Linked DNA regions of Homo sapiens: regions 1 and 2 are each linked to region 3. The links are chromatin loops, found by intact Hi-C in ENCODE. Cell type or tissue: dorsolateral prefrontal cortex. All regions are shown on one strand.

What was found. A loop is a pair of places that touch in the nucleus more often than their neighbours do. Peaks named below come from ENCODE experiments on the same cell type or tissue, not always from the same donor. Only the 100,000 strongest peaks of a DNase experiment are listed, where the experiment ranks them.
Region 1: it touches region 3 in a loop (4-fold over the local background); 65 of 110 quality-filtered maps call a loop at or near these places.
Region 2: it touches region 3 in a loop (4-fold over the local background); 34 of 110 quality-filtered maps call a loop at or near these places.

The regions. Positions count from the first base shown.
Region 1 is chr18:60,680,264-60,688,263 of GRCh38, forward strand. No RefSeq gene overlaps it. Among named protein-coding and RNA genes, the nearest start is that of MC4R, 310 kb to the left of the region's middle. RefSeq lists enhancers at 4,641-5,142, 5,143-5,642. In dorsolateral prefrontal cortex, CTCF peaks have their summits at 4,786 (motif pointing right) and 4,985; no DNase peak of the experiment used is centred here; H3K4me3 peaks cover 362 bases.
Region 2 is chr18:60,805,224-60,813,223 of GRCh38, forward strand. No RefSeq gene overlaps it. Among named protein-coding and RNA genes, the nearest start is that of MC4R, 440 kb to the left of the region's middle. In dorsolateral prefrontal cortex, CTCF peaks have their summits at 3,352 (motif pointing right) and 3,555; no DNase peak of the experiment used is centred here.
Region 3 is chr18:61,497,748-61,505,747 of GRCh38, forward strand. CDH20 (cadherin 20) reads left to right here. Exons shown (of 12, transcript NM_031891.4): 3 at 1,439-1,733; 4 at 2,636-2,755; 5 at 5,206-5,373. Among named protein-coding and RNA genes, the nearest start is that of CDH20, 170 kb to the left of the region's middle. In dorsolateral prefrontal cortex, CTCF peaks have their summits at 4,939 (motif pointing left) and 5,141; a DNase peak (open chromatin) is centred at 4,914; H3K27ac peaks cover 1,354 bases.

The DNA.
Region 1 (8,000 bases), 820 kb before region 3:
TATTTTGCTTAAGATAATGTCCTCCAGGTTTATCCATGCCATTGCACTATCACCTACTGGAGGGCCAAAATCCAAAACACTGATAACACCAAGTCCTGGCAAGGATGTGGAACGACAAGGCCTCTCATTCACTGCTGGCGGGGATACAAAATGATACAGTCATTTAGAAGACAGTTTGGCATTTTTTTTTCTTACAGAAAGAAAATATATTTTTACCATATGACCCCGCAATTACGCTTTTTGGTATTTACCCAAATGAGTTGAAACAAAACCTGAAAACAGATGTTTACAGCAGCTTTATTTATAATTGCCAACATTTGAAAGTAACCAAAATGTCCTTTACTAGGTAAATGGATAAATATACTGTATTACATCCAGACAGTGGAATAATATTCAGCACTAAAAAAGTAAGTTATCAAGTCACAAAAAGACATGCAGGAAACTAAAGTAAAAAACACAATCTGAGAAAAGTACATACTGCATGATTCCAACTATGACATTCTGGAAAAGACAAAACTATGTATATAATAAAAGGATCAGTGGTTGCCAGGTATCAGTGGGGAAGGAGAGAGAGATGAATAGGCCAAGCACAGGGAATGTTTAGGACAGTGAACCTATACTGTATGATACTATAATGGTAGATAAATGTCATTATAGTTTTGTCAAAACTCATAGAATATATAACACCAAGAGTGAAACCTATGTAAACTATGGACTGGGTGATATTGACTTGTTAATGTAGTTCTATCAATTGTAACAAATGTATCAATCTTGCATAGGATATGGATAGTGGGGAAGACTGTGCATGTGTGAGCACAGGGAGTATATAGGAACTCACTATTTTCCACTCAATTTTGCTGTGAACATAAAACTGCTTTAAAAAAATAAAATATCTAAAAAAAAACAAACCAAAACAAAATACAGCTAACATCATACTTAATCATAAAACTGAATGCTTTTTCCCTAAGATGGGGAACTAGGCAACGATCTTTTCTCACTACTGTTGTTCACTATCATACTGCAAATCCAAGGTAGAACAATAAGACAAGAAAAGGAAATAAAAGGCATACTGATTTACAACTTCCTTTCTTCCTTTGTTTGCAAACTAAACGTGCATATAGAAAATCCTAACGAATTGATAAAAGCAACAACAGCAAACAAAAGACAAACTCCTGGAGATGCTAAGTGATTATAGCAGGTTTGCAGCATACAATCTTACTATATGAAAGCCTATATAAAATCTTACTATATAAGAGATAATTTACTATATAAAAGGTAATTACACGAAATGTCAATGTTATCAAGGCCTCAATGGTTTGACTTTGCTAATGTTTAGGTTCTGTATACCAGTAAAAAGTCTTGGGATTAGAAATGAAAAACACGATCTTCTTTACATTAGCACAATAAAGTAATACTTAGGTACAAATGTAACAAAAGTATACAAGATCTATGTGAGGAAAAATAAAAAATTGTGATGAAAGAAAGAATATCTAATTAAATGAGGAGATACTCTACTTTAATGCATAGAAATAGTCAACATTAAGATGTTAGTTCTCCCTAATTTGATCTACAGATTCAATGCAATTCCAATAAAAATTCCAGCAAACTATTTTGTGGATATCAAAACCTGATGATAATGTTTATATGAAAAGATAAAAGACACATAATAGCCAACACAGTACTGAAGAAAAGCAACGAGTTGAAAGAGAGGCACTCAAAAAAGGTTTATGCTGTAAATCCTACAGTAACCACTAAAAATTAAAAAAGACATATAACTAATAGCCATTGGTGGAATTTTAAAAACAGCCCACAACCCTCAATTAAGAAAATAGAAGCAAAAATGTATAGGAGATAGAACACATGAAGCAAATAGAAAATACTACTTAAGATGGTCATTTTAAAGCCAACCATATGGATAATTACATGAAATGTCAATGTTCTCAAGGAGTCAATTGAAAGTAAGAGAATATGATGCTGGAATAAACAGATGTGACAATTTTAAGTTGAAAGTTAAAAAAAAGGAAAGGGTGAGAAAATGATAAAGGAGTCAATTCATCAAGAAAATATCACTTTCCTATGTGTATTCTCCTTCAATAAAAGTAATAAAATTTAAAAAGGAATTAAATCTACATACAACCAGAGGTTAAGACTTCAATTTTCTCTCAGTAATTTATACCAGAAATGGAGAGAATGGATAGAATATCGACAAGAATAAAGACCGAAAAACCATACAATCAATTTGATGTACTTGACAACAGAGGTGTCCTCCATGCCAAAAGAACAGACATAGGTAGCAAATATGCATATGAAAAGACTGTCACTATCATTAGTCATTAGAAAAATGCAAATCAAACCATAATGAAGAACTGCTACACACTTACTAGAATAACTAAAAATAAAAACTGACAATATCAAGTGCTGCTGAAGATGTGAAGCAACAGGAACTCTCAGAGATTGCTAGTAGTAATGAAAGTAGAGCAATCACTTTGGCAAACAGTTGCACAGGATTTTTCTATTTTGTTTGTTTGTTTCTGTTTGTTTGTTTGTTTGTTTGTTTGTTTTGGGATGGAGTCTTACTCTGTAGCCCAAGCTGGAGTGCAATGCCACTATCAGGGCTCACTGCAGCCTCTACTTCCTAGGCTCAAGTGGTCCTCCCACCTCAGCCCCTGAAAGAAGCTGTAACTACAGGTGCATGCCATCATTCCCAGCTAATTTTTTTTTAATTTTACTGGAGACAAGTTCTCACTGTGTTGCCCAGGCTGGTCTCAAACTCCTGAGCTCAAGTGATCCTCCAATTTCAGCCTCCCAAAGCGTTGGGATTATAGATGTGATCCACCGCACCCAACCCTTCCATTTGAAAATATCAAACATGATATGTTAGTCAATTTTCAAACTGCTATAAAGAACTTCCTGGAGACTGAGTTTATAAGTACAGAAAAGAGGTTTAATTGACTCACAGTTCCACATAGCTGAGGAGACCTCAGGAAACTTACAATCATGGTTGAAGGTGAAGGGGAAGAAGCACCTTCTTCACAAGGCAGCAGGAGAGAGAAGCAAGCAAGAGCAGGGGAAACTGCCTAACAAAACCATCAGATCTCACGAGAACTCACTCACTATCACAATAATAGCATGGGGGAAACTGCTCCCATGATCCAATCACCTCCCTCCCTTGACACCTGAGGATTACAATTTGAAATGAGATTTGGGTGTGTACACAGAGCCAAACCATATCATATGATTTAGCAATCCTACATCTAGATATCTACCTAAGTCAAATAAAAATGTATGTCCACAACAAGCATATATGGAAAAGTTTATAGCAGTTTCATTTATAACAGTCCCTAACTGAAAATAAACGTCAAGTTTTGACTGGACAAATAAATTGTGAGATATTCATACAGTGGAATACTATTCAACAATAAAAATAGCATACCACAGATACATGTAGCAATATGAATAAATCTGTTAAGAATTATCATAAGTGAAAGAAGCCAGACACAAAAGGCTACATATCGTCTAATTCTGTTTGTGTGACATTTTAGAAAAGCCAAATGATAAAAACACAAAAAAGTAGAAATGGTTACCAGATCCTGCAAGTTGAGGGAAGGGGATTGACTACAAGAGGCACAAGGAAAATTTTGGGATGATGGAAATATTTTATTTCTCATTTGTAATTGTGGTTACATAGTTGTATATAATTGCTAAAACAGATAGAAACGTACATTTAAAGAGTGAATTGTACAGTGGTGAATTATATCTCAACAAATCTAAATTTAAGAAGTTATTGAAGAAAAATTCTATGAAGAAAGGTATCCTTTGCTGAAATGTCACTGTAGAGTTTAAGGGATGACACATGGTGACCTAGCTGGGGTAGTATGTTTGCCCTTCTAGAGAGCAGTTAGATACACAACTCGAGGGATGAAGTAGAGTCCACCATGTGGGTTTCACTGACTGACTTAAATAGTGTCAAATGCCTTGCTTAAGCCAGAACAAATAATTGTTTCCCACTCTTCCTTTTATCGTTTTTTATTTTAACAAGATTTTATGTTTTCTCTAGAGTACCCTCCTACTGTCTTAAAAATTTTCTAGTATATCCGAAGGAAATTCAAATCTGACTTGGCAATGTCTTTGTTTATAGACAAAGACATTTCATTTGGTTTCACATATACACACTTTGTGTATATGTAACACACCTTGTGTACATGTAACACATTTTGTATATATACAACTAAATGAAATAGAAATCATTTTCTGTTTCTGTGAAAATTTCAAAGTAATCAGGAGACCATGGATTTTGGTGTGCCATTTAGCCAAAATTCTAATAAATAAAATATTATTTAAAGGGTTGATAAGCGGAGAGAATTAGCTTCTGTAAAGTACCTCATTGGTTTCTATCAAAAGAATCTGACTTCTCATTTAAAAATGAGAATATTAGTACACTCCTTGCAGTGTTCTCTTGTAAGAATATTAACTGATATTATATATATAAATTATCTGAGGCTCAGACAAATTAAGCAATTTTCTTAAATTTATCCTGAATAAATGACAGATGAGGGCCATTTTACTAATCATTAGTAGACCTTGTTAGCTGTATGTGGAAAAGTGTTGGATAGCATGACTCTTAGAACTAAATTTTATAGCTTCAATAGCATAAGTTACTTTACTGTGACTTCACAAAATACAATTAACAATCCTTTTACAATTTTCCTAATATAAAACACACACACAGACCTTCCTTGCATTTATTTAATTGTTCCACTAGATGGCATTATGAGTCCACAGGGTGTCAAATACACTTTTGTAAGAGTTCTAAAACATCGACATCTTTTATCTATGGCGAGTTAAGTAAACTTAGGCCTTAACTGCATTTGTTCCCATATATGTTGATATTTCTTTTACCATTCTCAAGCGAAATATTACTGAAAAAATGCAACATGTTAAGTTGTTTTAACCACATTACCTTGGGTGTGGCATGGTGAGACTCCACAGGGATCCAGAAAGAGAAACAAATTTTACAGTTGTGTCACACCCAGCTTCCTGGGAGAGCACAGCCAGCCACCCCAGGCCACTCCGGAGAGGTGCTGGGTTGGCCCCAAGGCAGGGGCAGGAAGGGGTTGCGGGCAAGAGCTGTTATTATGGTTTCTGCCAGAGGCAAGGGCAAGGCAGGACAGGCAGGTTTCAGGCTGGCTAATTTAAATAATTCAGTGCGCTGGGGCATAGGGCCTGTCCCCTGACATCTGGAACCTGGCCATGAGAAGACAAGGGAGGTCGGCTGCTCAAGAAAGGAACCGACTCGTTTCTAGCCAGGACCTCAAAACTGAGTCAAGACCACACAAAACAACCAACCAACAAAAGACAAAAGAACAACAACAAAAACCCTATATTGTGTAGATATTATTTATGTTTTGTGTCAAGACTGTTCATATTTCATACAAATGAAGGTCACTCAGAGCTTTCTATCTTATTGGAAATTGAGTCTCTTTCCATTCATCCCTAAATATTCATGAAGGAATTGTGACAGAGACTACAAAGCCACTTTTGTCAAGCAGTATTTTGGGACTGAGAACGGTACGTCTGGGTAGTTTCTGTTCCTAGGTGTTGGATTTGTACCTCTTGAGTGTGGACCATTTTCCTCTGTGTCTTATCTTTCTTGTGAAGAAAATTAAAAGGCTCAACTAGATAGTGAAGATTTACTCCTTTAAGTCATGATATTTGATGCATGAAACTTTAAAGAAGAGCCTGGAAAAATGGCGGGCAAATATACCCATCATGGCATAGCTAGCAGAAATGATTTGATTATGTAATATATCATAAAAAACAAATATTGTGGATCCTGATAGTGAAATGATTAAAAAGTCAGAGGGCAAAGGGACATAAAAATTCAAATGAAGAGATAAGAAGTTCAGGTAAAGAGGAGAACATATATTAAAACTTGAAATTTGAAGCCCCAGAAGCAATAGCCAAAGTCTATATCAATACCCCCAGGACTTCCAAAATCAGAAAGGGACCCAACTCCGATGCAGAAGTAAATCCTCTGACAAACAGTTCTACTCTGGGAGCTCTCCATTTGAGAGGTCCTGAAGTGGGGCATTCACACTTTTTCCACCCATGAATTTGGCCGGGCAAGATCTCAGTGATGGTGACCAGAGAAGCTGTTTCCACAGCAGCCCTCAGGAATAGCACTGGTGGATTTGTCTGTGGCAAGGAGCGAGGCATATCAGCCAGACAGGCTAATTGGTGAATCCAATATGAATAGAAAAGGAAGGCTAGAAAGAGTATTTTAGAGATAGTATTATACTGGGAGATACCAGGGAAACCGGGGAAGCATTATCACAACTTACAAATAGAAAGGTGATACAGAAGCAGCAAGATAAGCCCAAGCAGAATAAATTGCTTGACCAGGTTCAGGAGTAAACTAAAGGCATGAGGAAATATATTACAAAATGCAAAATGCTAAGCTTTACTACCATTGTTACTGTAACATTCATGTTCCTTCTTTTTTTGTTTTCAACAAAAATGAAATCAAACTTTATTTTTCTCTAAATTAAACTTTCCACATTTAACAGGTAGAATAATTCATTTGGCGATAAATTGAGTAGATTTGTATTTTTTGTATTTCAACATTTATTTACAGCACACCTAAGCTTTCAAATTATGCTGACAGTTTTGAAACTCTCATTTTGTTAACACCTCTCTTATTTTTTATATTGAATCTAAACTTCACTTTTCCCTGACTGTCTACCCTTATTTACCTCTAGTAAAATTATTATATTTTATCATAAATATATGTTTCTATGACTAAGCTCTCCACTAGGTTATCAACTCCTAATATACTGTTTTCTTTATCATTTTTGTTCCCCAAGGCCTGGGCACATTCCATGGCATACACTGGGTAATTGACATACGTTAAATGAATGAATGAAATTCATGTTTCGATATTCTAGGTGAAGAATTGGGAATTGGATAAAATATTTACATAGACTTATCATTGGGAAAAATATGACCCTGGCCATTACGATACCCTGTCCCAGAGTTTTATAACTGATTTTTATTAGGAAAAAAATGAACAGGAAAAGAATAGCCAAGAATAAGTAGTTTAAAATATCAAAAAGTAGAGTTTCCTTTTATTTAACAGAAGAGTGAAATCATTACACTGAGATTAGAGTAGAATTAATTGTCTTGTGAAACATAAACGTAAGAGAAATTTTACCGGAGTGCCCAAATCTCCCAGGAGTGAAAGACATGCAAAGAACATATAGAGAAGAATTCATTGATAGCCTCTTTTTGTACATTTACTTTTAAGTGTAGATTTCTATTTTATTTCTACTATTTTCTCATCTTCACTTTTTAGTTTTGTTTCACAATTTACAGTTAAATATGAAAAATATAAAGTCATCTATCATATAAAATAGGTTACTATTATTGCATTTATAGATTTTGCTTCTGGTGGAGATTTTTTATTTCGTTATCTTCAATTAATAATGAATGAAGGGCTTCAAGGAGATTAGGGATGGATGTTCCAGAGGTTGCACACGTATTGCAAATAGACAGCCGAAGTCCTTCCCCTCTGTATCTTATCCTAAGGAGAGATAGAACACACTGTTCTGAAAATAAACAATTGAGCTCATGATTTGGAACTCACTGGCAAAGAAGAAACAGCATGAGGCTAGTGATGGAAAGGAAGAGAAAAAGGCTGGTTTATCAATGAGCGTATTTTAAAATAATAAATGACATATCAAGGGTATCTGTCACTTGGGAAATCCAAGAAAGAGTAAGATGGATTGTTTGTATTTCTAATTCATGTCATAAGTTCCATGGATTTCTTATAACACCTATGGCAATATTTTATTCTTCATTCAGTATATGTCAAATGTCTGTTTTTCTCATTCCTTTAGATTTGGATATTTCTGTGCTAGCAGGTCTTTCCTCCACTCTGAGGCCAAGAACAAATTATAGATGCATCTTTTAAAGAACAATAGTTCTGGTGTTGCAGAGAAATT
Region 2 (8,000 bases), 690 kb before region 3:
TTGAATTTAATCAGTGCCTTTTGTTTTCTTGCTACTTGCTTTGATTGCAGCAGTTTAGCTGTTTTGCTCTGTTTAGTCATTATCTGTTCCTCCCCCTCCTTCCTTCCTTCTCTTTGTTTCATTAGCATCTTTATTGTATAATTTCTTTATTGTTTGAGCTGTGGTTCTCAGTGTTTAAATGATTGTTTTGTTTCTAAATTCCCTTTTTTCATCAGAAACTTATTTTAAACAAAAGTAGTTTGAACAAATCTGACATACGCCCTTGAATTATATTTATTTATATATCTGTGAGAGAATTCATGTCATAGTTTTGGATGACTTGGATACATATGTAAATTAGCATAATGCCCTTTAGGTAGTGTGTACTACATTGATTGTACCAGTTAATGGCTTCACTGTCTCCATGAGCCTTGTAAGGGACTGCTGCTTCTCTTATCAAGAGGTATAGTCTATTTTTCCACTTTTGAATTTGTGCTGGTCCTGTGACTTGCATTGGTCAACAGAATGAAGCAGAGGAGGCTTTTGCCAGTTTCAAGACTAGAAACTTTAGTGGATGCCTGCACATTCCAGAGAATAAGCCTGGACTAACCAATGGGAAGATTAGAGAACATGCTGAAAAGATGTAAGTTCTCAGTTGAGGATATCCTACGTCAACCAGCTCTCAGGCAACCCACAAACTGACTACAAGTGCATGCTCACATCTAGTCAAGATCAACCACATCTTTTCATACTAGCAGAAGATCTTCATTGAGCCATAGACTGAAAGCAAAAATAAATTTATATGTTTCCACAATACCAGTAAGATATTGCCATTGTTATGTTACAAAGCACCATTTGGGTATTAAGTATATACTTTTCTCCATGTATATACTTTTCCCCATCATATACTTTTCCCCATGTATATACTTTTCCCCATCATATACTTTTCCCCATCATGTACACTTTTCTCTATCATATACTTTTCCCCATCATATATACTTTTCTCCGTCATATACTTTTCCCCACCATATATAAAAGTATATAGTTTTAAAGTATATAATTTTCCCCATCATATACTTTTCCCCAACAAATCATATTTTAAACATTTGTTGAGTGCCATAATATATACCAAGATACTGAGGGAAGTACTAGTGGCATAGAAACAAATGTCAACAACTCTCTCAACATGACATGCTCATGTGGAAGACAGACAGAAAAATCAGTCTGTATTACAATATAGTGTGATATATCAGATTTTTTAAAGCAATGAAAGTCAACTGACAAAGTTTTCCTAAAGACATGGTCCCAGAATATCATGGCTTCCAATAGAACCAAGATATTGCAATTGTTCATGTTTTACATTCTGCCACAGTGTCTGCATACTGAATTTGTGACATAGGGATATAAAAGCAAAGAAAATGAAGTGGGATGGAAAGAAAATGATTACTTTATACTTAACTAAACTAAATGGGGATAAAATTGATAACCTTTATGGTTTGAATTCATAAGTCCATTTTACCCTCAATTTAGTTTTATGTCTTCAAAAGCTCCTGTCCAATTTTACAGATTTCATAAAAGAAATAATTTTCTTTTGAAATTTCAGAATTGCTTTTTGGTTCAATTAAACCTTGATGCCAGGGCAACTGAAGCTGTTACCAGTTGACTGTCCTGCATATCTTGGCCAAGTGAATACATTCTGCATTTTTCCTTTATCTGCCTTGGAAGAATTATTCATTGATTGAACTCACATTTCTAGGAACACAGATGGAAAATGGTTTTAAAAATGTACCCTTTAAAAGAGTGTTCTATTTTCTTTTCTCATTAAATGTCTTTGTATAGTCAACTATTTCTTCCAACAAACCACAGCTATGCCCTGGTGGCTCCTTATCATCCTAGGTTCTTTTACTCTCCCATAATATTCTTTTCTCTATACCTGAGTTTGCTATGTCAGAAATACCTCTGCCATCCTCATAGTTGGAATAATATATTTATGCTCTTTCCTATGCCAAATGAAAAATATAAAAGGCAATACATGTCACTGAGTGAAATGCTGATTTTCCTTTCTTCCCTCCCTTCTTCATTTCTTTCCTTCCTTCCTTCCTTCCTTCACTGTCCTTTTTTCCTTTTTGTTCCCTTCCTTCATTTTTTAAGAATACACAGTTATTATTTATACATTGTTTATCAGCATGACTTTGTAGAGAATTTATTCTTGAACTTATTTTATATTTTGTGTCCATACAGATTATATATATTTGACTTAAAGTTTGCTAAGTAAAAAGAGAAGCAATTTGAAGTCATCCATTTGTATTTTTAATCCAGGCTGCATCATGTTCTTGCTAAGAAATAAGTCAAATAACCTGAATGATTCTCACCATATTATGCATAAAAGAAGGTAAATAATCTTACATTAGAAGCGTGATGTAAAAGTCAATCTAATTGTGTATATGTTAAAATAAAACCTTTCTGAATAGGTGACACTCTGAAAAACATTGTAGAATTGTTTAGAGATGTTGACACAGCAAAAAGTATAGTAAGTTCCTAAAATGTATTGAAGTAGAGAACAGCTTTTCTTGGACTTAAATTTTAAATGAACCTTGAAGTGTTATTAAAAATGTTAATTTTAAGAAGGAAGAGCCTTTCCAGGAAGAAATTTTCCAAATATCTGGGTTCCTAATGACTACTTCTTAAGTCTTGTGAATACTCGAAATAGAAACTCTTGCATTTTTATGATTAATCAACCTCTTATGTTCTAAGCCTGAGATCATATTTATCTATTTATCTATATATCTATCATCTATCTATCTCACTACATACACACACACACACTTCAGTAGGTAGCAGCAAAGGCTTTCTCTTTCACTGTGTTATTTTAACTTTCATAAGAGAAAAGTTGCCTTACTATAGAAAGAATATATTCCCAATTCCATGTTCACAGCTTTTCTTTAATTATCATCTTTCTTAACCACATTTTTCACTTCATAAACTTGGCATACATGTTATATAAGAAAGTTTAAAGTATGATCTGAAGTGCAAAGTAATATATATTTCAAAAAGATATTAAGTAGGCACAAAGATTAATTTGTTTTTTGTTAATCTCATCCTCTATTTTTCTCTTCATTAACACTTATTTCTGTGCCCTTTGGTAACTGGGAAAGACATAGTGAGTAAATTGTAAGGGGAAAAATCCTCATTACTTCATGAAAACATGCGTCATAAGGTCAAATTAAGGATTCAACATAACCCTTCCCTGTTAGTCGCGCTACTTATATGTTATTTATTGCAAAGGTAAAAGATACAGTTTATTTTCCAACTTGTAGCATTAAACATTTTAAATATTAAAGATGATAGAAAAACTTGGTTTGCATTTTCCTTTTGTGGACTCCAGAGGGCAGCATGCATTCTTTCAATGTCATAAAAGGTTAATAATAGCTATCCATCTATCTTTTTGTCTGTCTGTCTTTCTATCTATCTATCTATCTATCTATCTATCTATCTCTTCCATTGACTTTATATCTGTATTTCTGGGTAGAGACAAGTAGATCCCTGCTAAAAAGAAGAAATGAGAGAAATTATATATATATATATATATATATATATATATATATATATATATATATATTTAAATTATTAGATACTTTCTTTGCATTTCCAAAAGAAAAAACACAATGTGGTTAACTAAGCAGAACATATCCTTCTGGACCTTCCAAAAGTACTAAATATAAAATAACATTATTTTACTTTCATTTTAAAAACTATTTAATTTTATAAATAATTAAGCTTTTGAATAGATGCTGAAAATTACTCCATTCTTTATATAACCAACAAAACAAGACTAGAAAAGTAAAACTGACTTTCACCAGGACAAACAATGAATTTTCCTAAGAATAAAGGATGATATGGTAGCACATTCTGGACAACTTTTAGATGTCTGAATATATAGCAAGGGAAACTTAGATACTCCCTGTGTAAAGGGCTATCTTGTGCATTTACTTGTCTAGACTTTTAATAAATCAAGACCAGTCAGTGACCATTTATAAAGTGCTGGCATTATTCTAATTATAGAAGAAGTGTGTGATATATAACTGTAGGGGATGTGGAAAGACAAGCCTGTGTTTTTCAACTAATGATGCTTTTAATGACCTCTCCTCACAAGCTACTCAATGAACAATTTAGAAGAAGGTAAAGGTAATAAAGAGAGCTTTATTCTACTTACTTCTCTCTTAATTTCATCTTTTGGTTTGTTTTAATCAAGAAAAAATGGGACAAAATAATCATTTCACAGATAAAGCTTTAGTTAATGGTAGAGGAAAGAATATCAATCTGGAATTGAGCATTGAAAATTTGAAGCACCTGGGGGAGATTCTGCTTACAGAGAGAATGGGGACAATAAATGAGGACCATGGAAAAGGTAAAAGTGGCATTTTACTAATAATTATACATGAAATTACAGCGATTACATTTATTTTCCACTAAATTAAAACAAAACAAAGTTGCGACTAATGTTTAAAAATGCAAGAAAAGGAAAATGCAGTATTTTGATATGATATGCACACCTGCTTATATTTGTCTCTGGTTGTTTGCAGGACCTGGTCACATAAACTTTCACAATGGTATTTTTTTTTTTTTTAATGGAAGGGAAGCCCAAGTTCCTTATTTCTACTTGCAAGAAAATTAACACTTGGGAGAAAGTGCAGAATGATTGAAAGATGATCTTAACAAATCATTACATTTTTCTTTTTGGTCTTAACAAGTAGAAATAAAGCTACATCTATGGGATTCTTTAACATGAGCACTGTAATTTACATGCAAAATAAATTCAGGTGGAGCTATTCAGGGAGACTAGGTATAGCAGGATCACCATTTGTCAGAGATTATTACTCTAGAAGGCTCCCTAGGAGAAGCATAAATTTGTCCTGAAATAACACATTGCGTAATAACAGCAAGGAGCTTGTCTCTGCACTTCTCAAAGGCTGCACACCTGTGCAGAGAGACCTTCCCACTGAGCCTATCAAGCTAACCTGCTCATTCATGTGGCAATCCCAGCCCTTAGTTAGGAACTACTGAAGCAATCACAGAACCATCAATTTACCCACTAACATGTTGTCTTTGAAACATAACGGGGATAGATCTATTTCATTTGAAACCCTAAATGCTTTAAGAAAGACTGGGTTAGTAGGAAGATACCAAACACTGGATTTAAGTAATCCTAAATTTAAAAAAAAAATCTCAATAGTTTGGCTCATTCATTAACTATGAAGATCAGTGTCCTCATATCTAAATGGAGAATAATAAAGTCCTCATCAGAGGATTATTGTGATGATGATAATTGCTTTAGGCAAAGTGTCTAGCGCAGTGCCTGGAATAATTGAGCATCTCTGCTTGTGTTGGAATCAGGGGGCCTATAATATTACAAACTCAGATCTCGTCCTTCATGTAAGATGACAAACCATCCGCAGCATAACCCCAAGCTCTGAATAGTAGCACTGACCCATTTGTGTTATGTGTCCCTGCCCACATTTAACTTATGGATTCTGGTCATCCAAGGCTCGGTGAGATATAGAATGGTTCTGGGTACTCTAGCCATGAGACTGTTAACGAGCTAAGTGGCCATAAATGGAGTTACACTGTGTGCTCATTCAGGACCAAGTTCCAAATAGCAACTTTCTGTCTAGCTAGTCCTTCAGCCACTTGTAAGGAAACTTTAATGCAAAGATATCCTTTTGAAAGTAGGAGCAAACCTTTTTATTATTGAATACTGATTTAGTTAATTGAATTATTAAGCCTTTGGAACTTCATCCATTTATAGTTCCACTGTCATTTTGTTGTTTTGGAAGAGTGATATGAGGGAGCACACTCATTTACCAAGCCTACACTAATAGTTGGTAAATGTGGTTGTGCTTAAATTTAAATGGAAAGCTAAACTCAGCAATTTAATTCAAATAACGAGCTACCAATTATTTTCAGGATCTTAGAGCTCCTTTTGGTTATAAATTGCTGTTTGCAGATAGCAACTAGTCAATCATTTCACCACAAAGCCTCTTATTAAGTAAAATTGTTTTAATCGTTAAAAGTGTTTGGAGTTTCAGAAAGTCAGACAGCACAAAAATACCTAATAATACACTCTAAGCCACCTACAATGAATTTCAACTTTATCTGGCTCCAAAGAGAAAATGACTAAAATATTTTTGGTGGATGAGTATCAGTGGATTTCCACTGCATGTATTATTTCAAACAGGGATAAGTGTATGATTAAGCAGAAAAAGAACTAATTGATTTGATTAAAAGTATTTTTAATAGAAAACCTTAAATAGACATCCTGTAGAGGAACATGGTAAGACTCTCTAACGTACCATAATCTATAAGGCATATACAAATATATACATAGCTATATATTCATAGCTATACATGCATGGAGCTAACATAATAGGCCTCTCATAGAGAAATAATTAACACTGCAAAATATGATTTTGACCCTCATTAGAGCATCTTCCTTAAATAAATAAGAGCTGTTTTCTTTATAAAATATTGTTTTTATTATCCACCTAAAAATTCCACCAGTCAGCAGTGGGATTTGGTTCATCACAAACAAACTTGAAAATAATTTTTTTAAAAACATAAATTACTTAGAGAAGATGCCCTAATTCCAAAAAAAATCAGTAGGCACATTTTCTAGAATTAGTTTTTGCTAACGTAAAAATTCACCAGTTCAAGACAAGAGAGGGTTTTAAAGCTATTTAGTGTATGTTCACATTCTATACATTCAACCATACTGGGGTCAAAATTGCCAATGTGCATAACATCAGACTGTCATAGTTCATTCTATTAAACTAAAAGCCTACAAAAGACACAATTTGCTCACATAAACAGGCTAAAGTTAAGTCCATTATGAGACAACAAAGAGCTCATCTTCTTGAAGAGATTGGAAAAGTTCAAATATAAAGCATAAAAATTTCAAAGGAATGTTAGGATCCACCCATGTAACTAATTCTTATTCTAGGCTAGATGCTAAGCTCTTTATGAGGAGCCAGTAAGTAATTGCATTATTAAAAACATGTTTTTTAAAATATTTCTTATTTTTATTTATTTATGCAAAGACAGTATCGGCAATAGGTAATGAAGACATGTTTTTAAGTTTAAAATTAATTTCCCATTTTGAAAGGTTCAGGACTTTGTCTCTTCTTTCTACCTTACCCTTTTAAGTACTTCACCCCAACAAAGTAGCAAAAAAGTGTATTCCTTTAGTTTTTCTTAATGTTATATTGGGATACCTACAATTGGCTCTTTAAAATTTAGTTACCATTTATAGTTAAGCTAGAGAGTTAATTACAGAATGATACATATAAGAATGTTATAGCACCTCAAAAAGTACAAATAATTTTTAAAAGTAAAATTTCAGGGCACTTCCAAATTCTGAGGTATAATAAAGTCCTCCTGGGGATTCTTAAGTTGAAAGACACTTCCCTTCACATTCAGAATAAAAATTACTAGGAATTATAGAGCACGATGCACACTGGTAATATGGCCCATAGTAGCTACATTAGGTGAGGGATAAATGGAGTCTCCATGTTTTAGAGACAACATAATTGGGAGAAAGGCCAGGAAGCCTCTGTAAACTCATATCTATGGCTGGTCAAATGATACTGATAAAACTGTTTCCCTTAAAAAGGTATTATCCCTTTGCTTCCTTTCCAGGGATTAGCCCTTGAAGTTCTTATACAGCTACTTCCCTTCTTTACATCACCAGTTCTAGGAGCAAACCTCCTGAAAGAATGGTAATACCGACTGGAAAAGCAAGACTGTGGGTGCAGCAAAGGGACCCTGATGCTCTAGTTGTTTGTCATTTACAATGTACAATGAAGAGAGCAGCTAATCTAGAAACACTGTTAACTCTGCCTCTAGCACATTCTTGGGATATGTGTATTAAGCAACTTTCGTGGTTTAGAAATACCTAAACTACATATGTTGATTCTTCTGGACATACAGCCAACTAGCAGACACTCTCTAGGTGCTGAAAATATAAC
Region 3 (8,000 bases):
TAACTCATCAAGGGCCCTGAATTTATAGCTGGCCTAGACAGTGTTCAGGCCAGATATATTGGCCTCCCTGCCCCAAGCCTAATCCTGGCTGTTTTATCAAATAATCTCATGAACTTCACCCTGGACTATGCAAAGTGCTAACAACCCAGGCAACAATGGAGTGGCTGACTAAATTTAACTAACTGTTTTGTTACCACCTTTAGAAAGAGACCATTACCTATAGGGTTGCTCAAAATTACAGGGTTCTTGCCACCCATACATACTATCTGCAATTAATTAGATATTACAGATGCAGAAATATGTTTATAGGCCTGAGATTTTAAAAATATAGTACTCCTGGACTCCTTTTGAGAGTTATTAAAAGTATTCTGGCTGGGCGTGGTGACTCACACCTATAATCCCAGCACTTTGGGAGGCCGAGGCAGGTAGATCACCTGAGGTCAGGAGTTCAAGACCAGCCTGACCAACGTGGCCAAACCCCCACTCTACTAAAAATATAAAAACTAGCCAGGCATTGTGGTGCATGCCTGTAGTCCCAGCTACTTGGGAGCCTGAGGCAGGAGAATCGCTTCAACCTGGGAGGTGGAGGTTGCAGTGAGCTAAAATCATGCCACTGCACTCCAGCCTGGGTGACAGGGCGAAACTCTGTCTCAAAAAAAAAAAAAAAAAAAAAAAAGGATTCTGAGAGCAAATATAGCTGCATGGTCAGATAAAAGCATGTCCCTAACTCAACCATCCACATATAGATTTAAGTGACTCAGTTATGAACCCAAGAACCAGTCCCATCTAAAGGAGACACACACCGATGTAAAGAATCATAACCAGCAGTTAAATTCCATTTGACACCTGAAACACAAGCCCAGTCCTACCGAATGAAACTACAGAACTAGGATCACAGAATGGGAGGAAGAATCCACGGAGGTCATTCACTTTTCTCACTGCAGTGCCCTTAACCTTTTTATAAACTACTTCCATCAGCTTATCAGCCAACTTGAATTGTCATAAAACTGTTTGATACTCCAAAACTTACGGCAATTTCTTCATTTTAACACGTTTAGGCTTATCCATTTTATTTTTATTTTTCTTAAGTGGAAAGGCAGGAATCCTCCTTATTAAATTTGTTCTTATTCTAACATTGGGGATCTTCACTTTCCAGAGTTCCTGTTTTCCATACTTATCAGGGAGAAGAATTTTGTTTAAATAATGGTAAGTTCAGGATACAGAATGGGACATGGAAAATTTTACTTAATCAACCTACACCCACTCCTTGATACAATCGTGTCCAATGCATACTAGTTCTTTGTCGACAAACTTATTAAACATTTGAAAAATCTCCTTATGTAAAGGGAGGTTATAAGTTTGTAACAAACTGAAAATCAATGTGTTTTCTGACACCTGTTGACATTCATGATGAGAATTAGGTGCTTTCCTCTCCCAGCTTCATTCAGATATGGACAGGGGAGACGGATCCATCAAATACATCCTCTCGGGAGAAGGTGCTGGCATCGTGTTTACCATCGACGACACCACTGGAGACATCCACGCCATTCAGAGGCTCGACCGAGAGGAAAGAGCCCAGTATACTCTAAGGGCTCAAGCCCTAGACAGGCGGACGGGCAGGCCAATGGAGCCCGAGTCAGAGTTCATCATCAAAATTCAAGACATCAATGACAATGAGCCCAAGTTCCTGGACGGACCTTATGTGGCCACTGTGCCAGAAATGTCCCCTGTGGGTAAGGTGGTGACTCGCTGATTTTCACAAATAGCACCTCCTATATATATACACACACACACACATATGCACATGCACACACACATGTAGATACACATATATTCAGAACAGGAGAGCATGAGAGGAGAAGCTCACCAATTATAAAGCAACCAAAAATGACGACCAAGCCCTTTGGCTGGCAGGAAGCTATATAGACATTGGAATCAACCAGAGCAAGTAATAATAATAAGCCTATTAATGTTTTTTAGTTCTGATTCTTTAAAAACAAAATATTAGCTAGACAGATTTGTTTCATAAGGGAGAAATATTTTGTTATTATCAAAAGAGCAATAGGGTTAGGCGCGGTGGCTCACGCCTGTAATCCTAGAACTTTGGGAGGCTGAGGCAGGTGGATCACAAGGTCAGGAGATCCTGGCCAACATGGTGAAACCCCGTCTCTACTAAATACCCTGTCTCTACTAAAACACCAAAAAAATTAGCCTGGTGTGGTGGTGCGCACCTATAGTCCCAGCTACTCAGGAGGCTGAGGCAGGGGAATCACTTGAACCCGGGAGGTGGAGATTTCAGTGAGCTGAGATCACGCCACTGCACTCCAGCCTGGCGACAGAGTGAGACTCCATCTTAAAAAAAAAAAAAAAAAAAAAAAAAAAAAAAAAAAAAAAAAAAAAAAGCAATGAAGAGCCCAAAGGCTGTGTCCTTATCAGTCATTCAGAATTTAAAGCACAAATAACTCTTATCCCTACTAAACAGGTACAAGATAAGAGTTATGGAAGCTTGACCTAGAAAGGGGACTCTCCCAATGAAGCAAACACATTTGCAAATGCTTTAAGATGGACCGCTCAGGATTGCATCCAGCCTTTAGCTATTAGACTTGAACAGGTTTCTACCTCTTCTCTTCCCCAGGTACCTCCGTCATCCAAGTGACAGCCACAGATGCAGATGACCCGACCTACGGCAACAGTGCCAGGGTGGTGTACAGCATTCTTCAGGGCCAGCCATATTTTTCTGTGGACTCTAAAACAGGTATCTGATACAAGGGTCGAGTCAGAGGTGTTTATTCCCTGATAATTTATAACTGCTGCTATGACAGACCCAACTCTCCTTTTTAAGGACTCTCCAGGGAGTGTATTAACCAGAGAAGACTGCTCTTAGCTTTAGGATTAAGAGAGCAAACTAGCACTGCCCTGACAGGTAAGAGCAGCACTATGCATAGACAGTGAGCAGTGTCTGATTGGAGAGGCAAAAAGCCCCTCTGCGCAAACACACACAAAATAACTCCCCAATAGCCTTCAAAAAATCCTATGGTTATATTTATTCCCAGGGACTAAGGTCTTTTATAACCCCATGAAGACCCAACAGGATTGACACATTCACCTGGGTCATTAGAGAACTAGAAGCATTGATTGTGAAACTGGAAAGAGCCTTGGGGGAATCATCCAGTCCATCACCATTTGCTTATCAGATAAAGCAATTGGGAAATTGAGAGCTACTAAAGTTCATCTAGTGTAGAGAGGTCTCTTGACATGTGGTCTGATGTTCTTTCTATTGAACCAACCACTGTGCACTCAGCAGAGAAGTCCAAAATGAATGGTTGCTGGGGCAGACAGGTTTTGATGAGGGAGGAAAGACCAGGTGGGATGTGGCCCCCAAAAGGCAGGTCCTGATTGGGAAGCTCTCACAGGGAGGACATCAGAGAGAACTGAATGGGCGAGGAGCAATGCGGCAGAAAAGACAAACAGGAGTTTGGTGTTTTGTTTGCTTATTTATTTCTGTCTTACCCGAGAGCTTTGACTACAGAATTTACCTTTGGATGTATGAAAGATTTCATTTAATATGTTTGAGCTTGGCAAAGTTATTGTGATATCATTATTATCTTATACTTGTGCCAGGCTTCCCCTCTTATTAATACTTTCATAAACATTGCCATATTTGAGCTTCCCAATAATCTTGTAAACTAGCAAAAGATATAGGAAGTATTATTACTTCCATTTTATATGAGGGTAAACATGGGACCTAGGAGTAATTAACAAGGAACTTGAGTAAAGAAACTTACAGCCACAGAATAAAGTTAATGGTGAACACTCAAAGTCACCTCTTTATTTGAAAAAGAAAAAATACATTTCTATTATTAGCAACCTGATCGAATTTTTTTCCCAGAAGTCCTGAGGGAAACCAGACATTCAGAAAATTGTATCATAAAAGTAGTAAGGGAGTGTAAATTAGGAGGAGGAAAGAAAAAAGATTGCAGTTAGAGACTTCTATAAAACAGTAACTTTAACAATTCTACTAAGGGCAAGGGGGAGAATGAAGAGAGGAAGGGTGCCCACAGGGAGGAAAAATGCAGGGAGGAAGAGGGTAATGTGTCCTTTATATCCTAAGAAGAGTCTTAGATTATTTTGACAGCTCCCGGGGGGCATCTGTAGTGTTAAGGTCAAAAATACATGAACAGAGAGTTATAGCTGTGCCCATGGGGGGCCTTTTAAAAAAGAAAATGCTGCATATATCACTGGAGAATGTTATACTACAATGCAATATATACATTATAGGGGTAAACTGGGGACGGATTATTGTTCCCAGTCCCTTCCATTTTCATGCAAAAGGTCTATCTAGCCAAGAGTCATGTTGTAAAGCTGTAGTAAGTAAGCCTTTAATCTTTGCCTACAGTGTAGAGAAGTCAACTTTTTTAAGTTGCAGGGTTAAAAGGGAGACAAAACATTACTGTACAGGCTTGGCAGGATCACAACACATTTCAACGGATTTGGTGTAGGCCTCTCTTCTTAAATGAAACCGTATCTGCTGCTTGCTCTCTGGGGAAATTCATATCTTATGCATGGTAAAAATAAACAGCTCACAGAGCATCTTTCATGTCCTAGCTCACAAAATTAAAAGCACAGAGGTAAACAGAAGAATGTCACAAAACAGAATGAATATGTAACAACAGGAAAATCCAATTAGAATTCCAACCCTGCTTACAGGTAGTAGGGAAGCAAGAAAAAGCAGGAATGAGTTACCTAAAGAAGAGCCATTCACACTACAAGGGCTCTAGGGGCTGAAGAAACTGAGGGAGAATTATCTAAATTCACAGATTTGTAGACTTATGAGGCTTTGTTTTCTGGACCCAAAGCCCCCAGTTTTCCTTGGTGAGACAGCACTGTCTGAAATCGCCTTGGACCACAATTTCCCAGATCTGTAAGAGAAACATTGCTGCCACCTCCTGTTCACTTTCAGTAATGTTGCCAGAAGAAACCAGCCCTCTGAGCTCTTCCTGCTGGAATAAAAGTTTTCATTCACCACTGGTTTCAGTACAGCCCATTTTTGAAGCTGAGATTTTTTTACCTCAAATTTAAAAGCACAGGTGACTTGCACCTCACTTCTAGGCATTAATGGTGCACCAGGGAGACACCTAGAAACCAATCTTTAAAAACTGGACCTGTGGTTTTATTTTTATAAACAAAGTCATTTCTATCCTCCAGGTGTAATTAGGACAGCGCTCATGAACATGGACAGAGAAGCCAAAGAATACTACGAAGTGATTATCCAAGCCAAGGACATGGGAGGGCAGCTTGGAGGATTAGCTGGGACCACAACAGTCAACATCACCCTCTCAGATGTCAATGATAACCCACCCCGCTTTCCCCAGAGTGAGTACCTAACCCAAGAGAGCACAGACCTCGGGCCCAGAGGGACGCACCCGTTGCAGAGGTGCGGGAGAAAGCCCAGTTTGAGTTTCCTCATTAAATTCAATTATCCATAGATTCCTTTCTTACATTCATCATGCAATTCTCGCATAACTATTTGCCTTCAGTGTTCCAGCTTCCCATAGTACTAAACCAGGATTTCTCAAACATATTTTTCCATTTTCTCCTCCCTGTGGAATCTTTTTAGACTTTCTTTCCTGATTGCCACGCCCACCCACCCCACATAAAATGCAATACTAAGGAATAAGTTTTGTTGGGTAGAACTGACCTTTAGTGGGCCACAAACTAGTAATGCTGAGACTTTTTTCATCACAGCCCTGGAAACCTATTTTTGCCCCCAGGGGGCCATATTGATCCATTGAGAATGCATTCACTGATACCCAAAGCTGTAGATGGACACACCTGCCCATGTGACGATCTTCACCAATCACTCCAGTAGGTACCAAGCACTTGCTTGGTGAGACCCCTGGACATGAAGGGCACAGGAGGCTTGGAATCCTGTCTCTGCCCTTGTGAAGCTTCAAATCCACTTGGGAGGACACATCCTACACACAAGAAAAATTAAACCGTAGTAGCATTTGCTGCCACTTGAACAGTGCAAGATGATGCCTTCACACAAACTGAGATGAATGAAGCCTCCACAGAAGGATGAGATTTCAACAGGGGGCTAAAGAATATAACAGGTTTACATAGGCAGAAAAGAAAACATTCCAGAAGGGGAAGTCATTCATTTACTTATTCATTCAAAAAATATTTATTCCAGGCACTATTCTATGAATGGAACACAAAGCTGTATACAGACAAAACAACGTCTCTACCATCCTGGAGCTCATTTGAGTAAAAACCTGAATGGAAGAAAAAAAAAACTGCTGCCTGGAAATAAGTTTTCACTGTCACTTTACGTTCAAAGACTCCTAAAATTAAAACCTGCTCTTTCAAATGTGCTGTATCTCCAGTGGAAGCCATAGAAACGTTTTTGAGCAAGAGGGAGACATAAAGAAAGGCTAATTTGGTAGCCATGTAGAGGAGGGGTTGGCAAGGGCAGAGACTAGGAGCAGGGGAGTCGGTTAGGAGGCATTTAGAGTGGTCCAGACTTGAACTGCTAAGGACTTAAGGAAATAGCAGGATGAGTGGAATGGGACAAATGAGGAAACATGGACTTCTGCCTCTTGATTTCCTGGCTAAGGGAACCATGGCAGAGGGTGGAGTCAAAGATGACAATGACGTTTTCACTCTGGATGACAGGGAGAAGGATTGTACTACTAATAAAAATAGAGGACGCATAATGGAACGAGTGGCAGTGAAGGAGGGAGACAAATTCAGATTTGAATATGAAGTGACAGCAGGACAATCAGGTTGAATGTCCTTAAGGAAAGTGGAAATATAGAGCTATGAACGTGGAACAGAGCCCAGGAATGAAGACGTAAGTTTGAGAAGCAGATGCCTGAAGGAAGCAGCGGGAGAAATGAGAGCAGGAAGTGCAATTCCAGGTGAAACACTTAGCTAGGGAAACGGGGCTTAAAAAAGAAAAACTAAACTAAAAGGAGGAAGAGTCTAGCCAGACTAGCCAGACTGTCAGATGAATAGTTGCATTTTGAATCAGCCAGACCAAGCTAACCTTCCCTTGTATCTATGTAAACACAGGAGATCTCAAATATTTACATGCAAATGGAATACACAAAGTCCCCATGAGCATTCATGATGGAAAAAGCAGGATACTAGATAAGCATTTCACAAAGGGTGCAAGTAACTAAGTTCCTAAGTTGCTTGGTCCAACAGTGCAGAATTCGTATTCTGCATCACAGAACAGTTTGTGAAATGCCACATGGATGGACTTTGTATTGCTTTGGTGATTCTGTGGGTTCCATCTTCATTACTTCATGAAGGGCTCATATTACTCACACTATAGACTATAAATTCTTGAACACCCTTGAACTACTTGGCTTTTTACATTTGACACTAGACAGGTGTCTCTGATGGAGGCAGAAGGGACAGTAGAACCAGCTAATTACATAGCTCAGGTTATTACATAGCTCAAAGGTAGATGGATTCGGACATATTGCCGGGAGTCATGTTACCCCAAACATGGCAGCTTCACAATAGCAGAACACTATACAAGGATTACTGGGGTTTTAGTCTTGCCTCCGAAACCAATATCTTTTTTTTTTTTTTTTTTTTGAGACAGGGTCTTGCTCTGTCACCCAGGCTGGACTGCAGTGGTGCAATCACAGCTCACTGTAGCCTCAACCCCCAGGCTCAAGCAATCCTCCCACCTCAGCTCCTGAATAGCCAGAACTACAGGTGCACACCACCATGCCCAGCTAATTTTTATATTTTTTATAGAGATGGGATTTTGTCATGTTGCCCAGGCTGGTCTTGAACTCCTGGGCTCAAATCATCTGCCTTCCTCAGGCTCCCAAGGTGCTGATATTACAGGCATGAGCCACCACACCCAGCCTCAAGCCAACATCTTAATACCATTCTAAAGCACACATTTTAAGTTGTCACTTTTTCAAAATATAGTTTTAATGGAGACTCCAGGATAGAGTGGAAGCATGGATTATGTTTCA